Regions from separate parts of the Homo sapiens genome. Here region 1 is linked to region 2. The links are chromatin contacts, found by Hi-C or POLR2A ChIA-PET in ENCODE. All regions are on one chromosome and are shown on one strand. The core of a region is the stretch at or near the end of the contact, and the rest is flanking DNA. Distances in the headings are between cores, read along the strand shown. Region 1 overlaps CDKL1 (cyclin dependent kinase like 1). Region 2 has its middle 13 kb from the start of ARF6.

Region 1 (5,005 bases), core at 1,727-4,226, 510 kb before region 2:
CCTGAACCATACCAAACATAAATATCATTGCATAAAAAAAGACAATTTAGGCCAGGCATGGTGGCTCACGCCTGTAATCCCAGCACTTTGGGAGGCTGAGACGGGCGGATCACTTGAGGTCGGGAGCTTGAGGCCAACATGGCCAACATGGTGAAACCCCATCTGTATTAAAAATACAAAAACTAGGCAAGCGTGGTGTCAGGCACCTGTAATCCCAGCTACTTGGGAGTCTGAGACAGGAGAATCGCTTGAACCCGGGAGGCAGAGGCTCCAGTGAACTGAGATCGTGCCCCTGTGCTCCAGCCTGGGCGACAGAGCAAGACTGCTAGATTCTTTACATACACTCTCCTTAATCTTTCTGTAACAGGATCCACAGCTGGCTCTAAGCTATGGGGTGGAACTTCTTCTACCAGGGTATTCACCGTCTTCTGATTTGCATATGACACATGGACCCTACCTGAATTCAACTCCTTTCCGTAACTCAGGTTTAAACATACTAAGGATTTATTGGATGAGAGGTAGGGTGGTCATAACAGAAGTCAGATTACAGAGAAAGACAAGGTAACAGGAAGAAAATCACGTTAAATCAAGAAGTCAGGAGCTGGGTGTGGTGGCTCACGCTTGTAATCCCAGTATTTTGGGAGGCCAACGTGCTGATCTCTCGAGCCCATGAGTTCAAGACCAGCAGGGGCAACGTGGTGAAACCCCATCTCTACAAAAAATAGAAAAATTAGCTGGGCATGGTGGCATGCACCTGTAGTCCCAGCTACTCAGGAAGCTGAGGTGGGAGGATCACCTGAGTTCTGGGAGTCAAGGCTGCAGTGAGCCGTGATTTGTGCCACTGCATTCCAGCCTGGGCAACAGAGTAAGACACTGTCTCAAAAAAAAAGAAAAATCAAGAAGTCAGGCATGATGGGCTGGAGCATCACAGGCCCTGTCGTGGAAAGTGGGCAGTGGTCTGCATAAAGCAGTTGGATGCACTTGAACTCCATGCAGCCCCTAGGGGAATATCTGTGTGTCCGGCAAGGGGCAAGGAAAGGGCTATGTGGTTCAAAACAAATACAAACCATACAAATACAAAGTAATACAAACCAAAACAAACAAATACAAAACAAATACAAACCATACAAATACAAAGTAATACAAACCAAAACAAACAGATACAAAACAAATACAAACCATACAAATACAAAGTAATACAAACCAAAACAAACAAATACAAAACAAATACAAACCATACAAATACAAAGTAATACAATAGAATAATTGTATTACTAAGGCCCCAAGCCCCTATGCTGCTGAACCTTCTCTCTGTGGAATGAAAATGGTAAGAAGAGGAAAGAAAGAATTTCTGCCAGCAGTGGCAGAAAAAGTAGATGCTCCTAGCGGAGTTGGAGGTCAAGGACAGGACAGTGTCACTGTGGGATCCCTGGGCAGACGTTCTACCTATGGCAGGTGGTATGGGGGCGTTAAAATATATTAGACCAGCATTGGTCAAGGGCTGAAAGCAGCAGCTGGGACATTGTCTATGACATGTCTCCCTCCAGAAAACAAGAAAAACAAGTGAGACAAAGAGAAGGAATCATCTACTGCTATGTGGCAGGTAGGGGCAAGGGACCTAGTAAATTTGGACAAACTGCCAAGTATCATTGTTACTTAGGATGCACAAATTACACTAATAACAACCTTAGAAGGTAGATATCGTTACACTAATAACAACCTTAGAAGGTAGATATTGTTATCCCATTTTACAAATGGATTCAGTATGGTTAATGATTTGCCAAGGCCTCCCGGTCAGTAAGCTGGAATGCAGACACAGTTCTGTCTGTCCCCAAGTTCATGCCATGTGGTTTCCCCATACCAGAACCATCCATCACTTTATACCAAACACCATACTCTGAAGTCTCCCAATGACTGGTCGTCAGAATTTATACTGCCCGTTCTCCCGCAGGGCCTTAGCTGTGAGATTTGTGGCTTCTGTGGAGGCCTGAGTGCAGATTGTAGCTGAACAGCCGTTCTTTCCATATCTCATTCCATAACCCTATGGACTATTTTAGAAGGCTAAAATAGCCTTCTAAACCTTTGTACAAACCTTTGTAGGTTTGCCACCTACAAAGATGAGAATAAGTGTGAGGGGAAATGTCCATTTGAAAATTAATTATAAATATCACAACGTAATGCAGAGATTCATAATGAGAACAAGGTCACTCCTAAAGGGTGAAAATTGGTTCTTGGCAGGTGGCAAAAAAATCTAACTTTTTTATTGTTTAAAGCACAGATATACATATGGTTCATATACAGATATATAGTATATTTGTGATATTAAAATTTCATTGGTAAGTGATTAGAAAAAATGTGTAAAATGACTCTTTGAGGGAGAGAAATGAAAAAAGGTGCATGGGGTGTGGGCGAGTGGCACTGTTGAGTGTATCCTAGGTGCCAGAAGTAGGCTCTCATTTGATTTTAATTCATCGTGAATAGTAACCTGCAGAATGTCCAGAGCATCCCTTTTTTCCCTGCTGTCCCCTTTGATCAGTAGCCTTATAGAAGGGACAGGGGCATGGGGACAGGAGCTACAGTTAGAGACTTCAGTTTTCTTTTCTCTCTCTTTTTTTTTTTTTTTTTTTTTTTTTTGAAGACAGTCTCACTCTGCTGCCCAGGCTGGAGTGCAATAGCGCAATCTCGGCTCACTGCAACCTCTGCCTCCTGGGTTCAAGCGATTATCCTGCCTTAGCCTCCCCCAGTAGATAGGACTACAGGGGCGTGCCACCACACCCAGCTAATTTTTGTATTTTCAGTAGAGACAGGGTTTCACTGTGTTGTCCGGGCTGGTCTCAAACTCCTGATCTCATGATCCGCCTCCCTCGGCCTCCCTAAGTACAGGGATTACAGGCATGAGCCACCACACCCAGCTATGGAACTTCAGTTTCTGATCATGCTTGAAGCTGTGGAGTGACCTTGGGCAAGCTCTGGTGCTTCCTGGAGCCTGGCGTGCCTTATCGCTATGATTTATGTCCCTGTTTGGCATTGCTTTGCTGATTTTTTGCTGAGGAGGGCAGAGGGCTCTTGGGCCAAACATCTAACAGCGGTCAAGCAGCCTCAAGGATGCAAGAGCAGGAAAGTAGAGGGTCAAAGGGAGTAAACATAGAAGAGGAAAGCACAGACAGAAGGGCAGAAGGTGGGATTTTAACATAGTGCTGTGGCCAACGGCCAACGGAGGCGCTGGAGGCAAAAGCTCTTCACACAGTCCCCCAAGAGGCTCACTGTCTTCAAAGAGCAGACCAGAAGTCCTGCTGGGCACATTACCATCATGGTGACAGGCACATGCTTTAAGAAGTAGGACTGTCAAGGTTGCCTGTTATCCAAAGCATTTATTAAGTGCTTAACTGAATGTGCTCTGTGCAGTGCCACATCCACTAAATGCTAAGAGTACCATGTAAATGCTCCCTAGCATTAGAATCTAATTAGAACTTTCATAGTTGGAAGGGCTTCTGCTCTTCAAATATTAGTTGAAGGAGTGTTTCCTCACTCAGTAAAAACCTCAGCCAGCTGCAGTGGCTCATGCCTGTGATCCCAGCACTTTGGAAGGCTGAGGCAGGTGGATCACGAGGTCAGGAGTTTGAGACCAGCCTGGCCAACATCCCCGTCTCTACTAAAGATACAAAAAATTAGCCAGGTGTGGTGGCGGGCACCTGTAACCACAGCTACTTGGGAGGCTGAGGCAGGAGAATCGCTTGAACCCGGGAGGTGGAGGTGGCGGTGAGTCGAGATAGAGCCATTGTGCTCCAGCCTGGGCGACAGGGCAAGACTCTGTCTCAAAAAAACAAAACAAACAAACAAACACCTCAGTGGAAAATCCTGTGACATCTTTAAGAATTTCATCCTGCTTTTGCTAATAGGGGTCATTCTAGGCTCCCTCTCTTCAAATTGTTTAATTGGCTTGTTGAGGTGAATTAATAACATATGTCTATTAATTGTTTTAGCTGAGTTCAGCATTTTCTGTTATGGATTATGGATTAACAAACCCAAATGTCTGTGGAATCACACTGTTAACATAAATGAGGGAAGCAGTCTGAATATAGGGCAAGATGGAGAGGTGGAGACTGGGGCAAACTGGGGTCCTCATGTCTGATCTAAAGTGGACAGCTACTGCTCAGTGCCACAGACTGCAAGCCTAAGGTGCTGGGTTTTCAGTCTTTTTTTTTTTTGAGATGGAGTCTTGGTCTTGTCACCCAGGCTGGAGTGTAATGATATGATCTGGGCTCACTGCAACCTCTGCCTCCCAGGCTCAAGCGATTCTCCTGCCTCAGCCTCCTGAGTAGCTGGGATTACAGGTGCCCACTACCATGCCTAACTAATTTCTTGTATTTTTAGTAGAGACGGGGTTTCACCATGTTGGACAGGCTGGTTGTGAACTCCTGACTTCAGGTGATCCACCTGCCTCGGCCTCCCAAAGTGCTGGGATTACAGGCATGAGTCACCGCATCAGGCCCACCACCCCCACCCCCATTTTTTTTTTTTTTTTAAGACAGGGTCTCAGTCTGTTGCCCAGGCTGGAGTGCAGTGGGGCAATGATGGCTCACCGCAGCCTCAATCTCCAGGGCTCAGGTGATCCTCCCACCTCAGCCTCCTGAATAGCTGGGACTACAGGCATGCATCACCACACTAGGCTAATTCTTTGTATTCTTTTTTTTTTTTTCTTTTTGAGACGGAGTCTCGCTCTGTCTTCCAGGCTGGAATACAGTGGCGCGATCTTGGCTTACTGCAACCTCCACCTCCCAGATTCAAGTGATTCTCCTGCCTCAGTCTCTTGAGCAGCTGGGATTATAGGTGCATGCCACCACACCTGGCTGGTTTTTGTGTTTTTAGTAGAGATGGCCAGGCTGGTCTCAAACTCCTGACCTCGGCCTCCCAAAGTGCTGGGATTACAGACATGAGCCACTGCGCCCAGCCAATTCTTTGTATTCTTTGTAGAGATGGGGTTTCTCCATGTTGCCCAGGCTGG
Region 2 (5,436 bases), core at 1,942-4,441:
TGAGTCAAGAGTGCTGATTGGTCAAGTAGGAGACGAAATGGAAGGGAGTTGAAGCTTTCCTCTTGCGCTGAGTCAGTTCCTGGGTGGGGGCAACAAGATCACATGAGTCAATGTATCAGTCTGGGTGGTGCCAGTTGATCCATCAAGTTCAGAGTTTGCAAAATATCTCAAGCACTGATCTGAATCTTTACAATAGTGATGTTAGCCCCAGGAGCAATTTGGGAAGGGTCAGAATCTTATCGCCTCCAGCTGCATGACTCCTAAACCATAATTTTTAATCTTTTGGCTAGTTTGTTAGTCCCACAAAGGCAGCCTAGTCTCCAGGCAAGAAAGGGGTTTGTTTTGGGAAAGGGCTGTTATCATCTTTGCTTTAAACCATAAACTAAAAACTAAGTGCCTCCCAAAGTTACTTTGGCCTATGCCCAGGAATGAACAAGGACAGATAGGAGATTAGAAGCAAGTTGGAGTTGGTTAGGTTCAGATCTCTTTCCCTGCGTCAGTTCCAATTTTGCAATGGGGTTTCACTTGAACACCACAGGGAGACCACCCTCCCACCCTCCGCATCTACAAAAGTAAAATAAAATAAAATTAGCTGGTCATGGTGGTGCACACCCGTGGTACCAACTACTTGGAAGGGTGAGGTGGAGGATCACTTGAGCCTGGAGTTCGAGGCTGCAGTGAGCCATGATTGTGCCCTGGCACTCCAGCCTGGGTAACAGAGCAAGACCCTGTCTCAAAAAGACTGACAGAAGGGCACAGTAGCTCACGGCTGTAATCCCAACACTTTGGGAGGCCGAGGCGGGCAGATCACCTGAGGTCGGGAGTTCGAGACCAGCCTGACCAATATGGAGAAACCCCGTCTCTACTAAAAATACAAAATTAGCCACGTGTGGTGGCACATGCCTGTAATCCCAGCTACACAAGAGGCTGAGGCAAGAGAATGACTTGAACCTGGGAGGCGGAGGTTGTGGTGAGCCAAGATCGCGCCATTGCACTCCAGCCTGGGCAAAAGAGCGAAGCTCCATCTCAAAAAAAAAAAAAAAAAAAAAAAGACTGACAGAACAGATTATCTTTATGATAATAAGATACAAATTATAAACAGGATCTAAGGCCATGCCAGGCAAGTGTTAAGCCATGCACTCCTACACTTAAAGAATAACCTATGTCCTAACCACCACAAGGTTTTTCTTTTTCTCTAGCAGCTAAATAAGCACTGGCCTTGAGATAAACAATGTTGAAGCAGTTGCAGCTTACAACCACCACATGCTGACCAACTGACTTTGTTCCATAAGCCATAACTACAGCTCTGATTGGACAAGAGATTGATTTCAGTAACTTTCTCCTGATAAGAAGACCACTGACCAAGGACTGGGTCTAGCCAGTTTACGTAGACTGCGTGCTTAAAAGTCCTTTTGTGTCCTGAAAAGACCTCTGATGAATAGGGCCTAACCGTAATACATTTAAATGTTGAGTCTCCACCCCAAGGTGAACATAGTTCATAAGTAACATGCATGTTTATTCAACATGCATGCACCAGGACCACCTTCATGAATATTCATAGCTCCTCCTCTAGCCTGTTAAATATGTATGTTTAGCCAACTCCTTCAGCATAAAGCTCCTACCCCAGCCCCTCCTCCTTTGAAATGCCTGTTTCCAGGTCTCTACTGGAGGCTGCGTTTCCCAGCCTCTGGGATGGCCACCTTGCAGGCTGTAACACTTTACAAGAAATAAAGTCTCCACTTCTAAATTTATAAATCTTGTGATTTTTTTTAAGTTAACAGTAATAAGCCCGTTTAACCATTCCTGAATTTATGCTAATGAGGTAACTCTTAGAGGATAGGGGTTAGTTGCCAGAGGAACCAACCCTGGATAGAATGTTCAGTCCCACACCTTGAACTCCAGGGAAGGGAGAGGATCTTAGTCACCAATGGCCACTGACTTAATTAATCATGCCTACATAATAGAACCTCCATAAAATCCCTAACCGACAAGGTTTGGAGAGGTTCTGGGTTGGTGAACACACTGAGGTGCTAGAAGGGTGGCACCTCTAGCAAGGGCCTGGAACCCTCATACAGCCCATCCATTCCTATACCTTGCCCAATGTATCTCTTTCTTTGTTTTTGTTTTTGTTTTTTTTTTTTGAGACAGTCTCACTGTGTTGCCCAGGCTGGTCTCAAACTCCTGGACTCAAGCAATCCACCTACTACCACTTCTCAAAGTGCTGGAATTACAAACGTGAGCCACTGTGCCTGGCCCCAATCCATCTCTTTCATTTGGCTCTTCCTGAATTGTATTCTTTATAATAAACGGGTAATTGCAAGTAAAGTGCTTTCCTGAGTTCCTCGAGCCATCCAGCAAATTATCAAGCCCCAGGAGGGAGTCATGGGAGCCCCTGATTTATAGCCAGTGGGTCAGAAGTACAAGTCACAACTTGGAATTTGAGACTGACTTCTGAACTGGGATAGTCTTGTGAGACTGAACCCTTAACCTGTGTGGTCTGTGCTAATTCTGGGTAGTTACTGTCATAATTGTAGTACACCCGACTGGGATCTAGAGAGCTGGAGAATTGCTTACTGTGAGGGAAAACTCCACACATTTGGTGTCAGAAGTTTCATGAGTGTACAGGAAAACAGTTTTTTTCTTCTTCTTTTTTTTTTTTTTTTGAGACAGAGTTTCACTCTTTTGCCCAGGCTGGAGTGAAGTGGTGCCACCTAGGCTTACTGCAACCTCCGCCGCCCCCCAGGTTCAAGCGAGTCTCCTGCCTCACCCTGCCTAGTAGCTGGGATTATAGGCGACTGCCACCACACCCGGCTAATTTTTTGTATTTTTTGTAGAGACGGAGGTTTCGCCACGTTGGCCAGGCTGGTCTCAAACTCCCGACCTCAGGTGATCCACCCACCTTGGCCTCCCAAAGTGCTAGTATTACAGGCGTGAGCCACTGCGCCCCGCTGGAAAACAGGTTTTTTTCTTTTACTCCCTCACCCCCAATACCAGCCTCCCTTGTGGTATAGAGTCAGTGAAAACCCCATGGGGAGCATAATGTACTCTTACGCTTTCCAGCCAGGGAGCTATCACTGGAGGCCTAGTGGGGAGCGAGTACTCCCACCCTCACCTTGTAGTAACAAGGAGCCACTCCTAGGTTGTCAACAGAGGCCAAATGAGGAACCTGGACATCTGCCCCCATCTGGCAGTAACAAGGTAGTGCTCCTCTTTCCTTGCTGGTGTTAGAGGAGGCCAGCTAAAACAGAAGTTTAAGTAAGATCCAGCTGGGTGCAGTGGCCGGGTGGGGTGAGTCACACCTGTAATCGCAGCACTTTGGGAGGCTGAGGCGCTGCAGATCACCTGAGGTCAGGAGTTCAAGACCAGCCTGGCCAACATGGTGAAACCCCATCTCTACAAAAAATACAAAAAATTAGCTGGGCATGGTGGTGTGCACCTGTAGTCGTAGCTACTCCAGAGGCTGCGGCGGGAGAATCACATGAACCCAGGAGGCAGAGGTTGCAGTGAGCCGAGATCATGCCACTGCACTCCAGCCTGGGCGACAGAGTGAGACTCTGTCTCAAAAAAAAAAAAAAAAAGAGAAAAAGAAAAAAGCCAGGTGTGGTGGTACAGGTTTGTGATCCCAGCTATTTGGGAGGCTAAGGCATGAGCATGAGGATCACTTGACCCCAGGAGGCAGAGGTTGAAGTGAGCCGAGATGGTGACACAGTGAGACTCCATCTCAATAAATAAATAAGGTTCATTGCTTAACAATGGGGAATCTTAATTAAAAATTAAAATTAGGCCGGGTGGGATGGCTCACACCTACAATCCCAGCAGTTTGGGAGGCCAAGTCGGGTGGATCACTTGAGGTCAGGTGGTCGAGACCAGCCTGGCCAACATGGTGAAACCCTATCTCTGCTAAAAATATAAAAATTAGTTGGGTGTGGTGGCATGCACCTGTAATCCCAGCTACTTGGGAGGCTGAGGCAGGATAATAGCTTGAACTCGGGAGTCAGAGGTTTAGTGAGCCGAGATCCTGCCACTGCACTCCAGCCTGGGCAACAGAGGGAGATTCCATCTCAAAATAAATAAATAAATTAATTAATTAAATTAAAAATAAATAACATCCAGAGTCTTATAACATAATACTCAGAATATTCAGGTCACCACCAAAAATCACTCATTATAACAATATATCAAATTGAATGAAAAAAGACAATAAATGTCAGCATCAAGATGAAAAAGATGTTAGAATAATATGACAAAGTTTTTACTGCAGCCAGCATAAAAAATGCTTTAATTAGCAATTATGAACACACTTGAAACAATTAAAAAATAGTCTCAGCAAAGAAATAGAAAGTCTCAGCAGAGATAAAGAAGATATAAAGAAGGGCTGGGCACAGTGACTCACACCTGTAATCCCAGCACTTTGGGAGGCCGAGGCAGGAGGATCATTTGAGGCAAGGAGTTTGAGACCAGCCGAGACAACATAGTGAGACCCGCATCTCCACAATTTTTTTTTAATTTTTAAATTCTTCTTGAGACAGAGTCTTGCTCTGTTGCCCAGGCTGGAGTGCAGTGGCATAATCTCGGCTCACTGCAGCCTCCACCTCCTGGGTTCAAGCAATTCTCCTGCCTTAGCCTCCTGAGTAACTGGAATTACAGGCATGCGCCACCAGGCCCGACTAATTTTTGTATTTTTAGTAGAGATGGGGTTTCACCATATTGGCCAGGCTGGTCTTGAACTCCTGACCTCAGGTGATCCACCCGTCTCGGCCTCCCAAAGTGCTTGGATTACAGGCGTGAGCCACTGCACCTGGCTCCATCTCTACAATTTTTAAAAAAATAGCTAAAAGAAGTTGGAATTTCTCTAAACAGAAAGGAAAGGATTTTTTTTAGAAAAAGGAATGTTGGTACATCAGGAAGCAAGAAAGAACATGGTAAGCAAAAATATGGGTAAATGCAATCGATTTTTCTTCTCCTCTTGAGTTTTCTAAATTATGTTTGATGATTGAAGTAAAAGTTATAACTCTCCAATGTAGTTCTAAATGTATGTAGAGGGCATAGTAAAGACAATTATTGCTCAAGTCCTTGCTCATAAAGAAAAAAGAAAAGGGCTGTGTGCGGTGACTCATGCCTGTAACCCCAGCACTTTGGGAGGCCGAGGCGGGTGGATCACCTGAGGTCGAGAGTTCGAGACCAGACTGACCAACGTGGAGAAACCCCGTCTCTACTAAAAATACAAAATTAGCCAGTTGTGGTGGCGCATGCCTGTAATCCCAGCTACTTGGGAGGCTGAGGCAGGAGAATTGCTTGAACCCAGGAGGCGGAGGTTGTGGTGAGCCGAGATTGCACCATTGCACTTCAGCCTGGGCAACAAGAGCGAAACTCCATCTCAAAAATAAATAAATAAATAAATAAATAAATAAGACAATTATAAGCAGAGAAGAATAA

What was found. Hi-C counts contacts between places; a loop is a spot of excess contacts on that map. ChIA-PET counts read pairs that join two places held with the same protein, here RNA polymerase II (POLR2A). Pooled maps may share reads with other maps.
Region 1: a loop to region 2 is called in a map of vagina, with 5 times the contacts of the local background. The contact joins two enhancer-like sites. A Hi-C loop is called at or near these places in 1 of 168 maps with a recorded cell type or tissue (vagina) and 8 of 50 pooled maps. POLR2A ChIA-PET finds 5 or more read pairs at or near these places in 1 of 52 experiments (B cell).

What each region holds. Positions count from the first base shown.
Region 1 is chr14:50,386,727-50,391,731 of GRCh38, reverse strand. All of the region lies in intron 2 of CDKL1 (cyclin dependent kinase like 1), which reads left to right. Among named protein-coding and RNA genes, the nearest start is that of CDKL1, 7.7 kb to the left of the region's middle. Within about 2 kb of position 2,976, at least 9 of the 41 ENCODE cell types and tissues checked have a DNase peak (open chromatin) inside an H3K27ac peak, as active enhancers do.
Region 2 is chr14:49,877,651-49,883,086 of GRCh38, reverse strand. No RefSeq gene overlaps it. Among named protein-coding and RNA genes, the nearest start is that of ARF6, 13 kb to the left of the region's middle. RefSeq lists an enhancer at 1-396 and a silencer at 3,058-3,117. Within about 2 kb of position 3,191, at least 10 of the 41 ENCODE cell types and tissues checked have a DNase peak (open chromatin) inside an H3K27ac peak, as active enhancers do.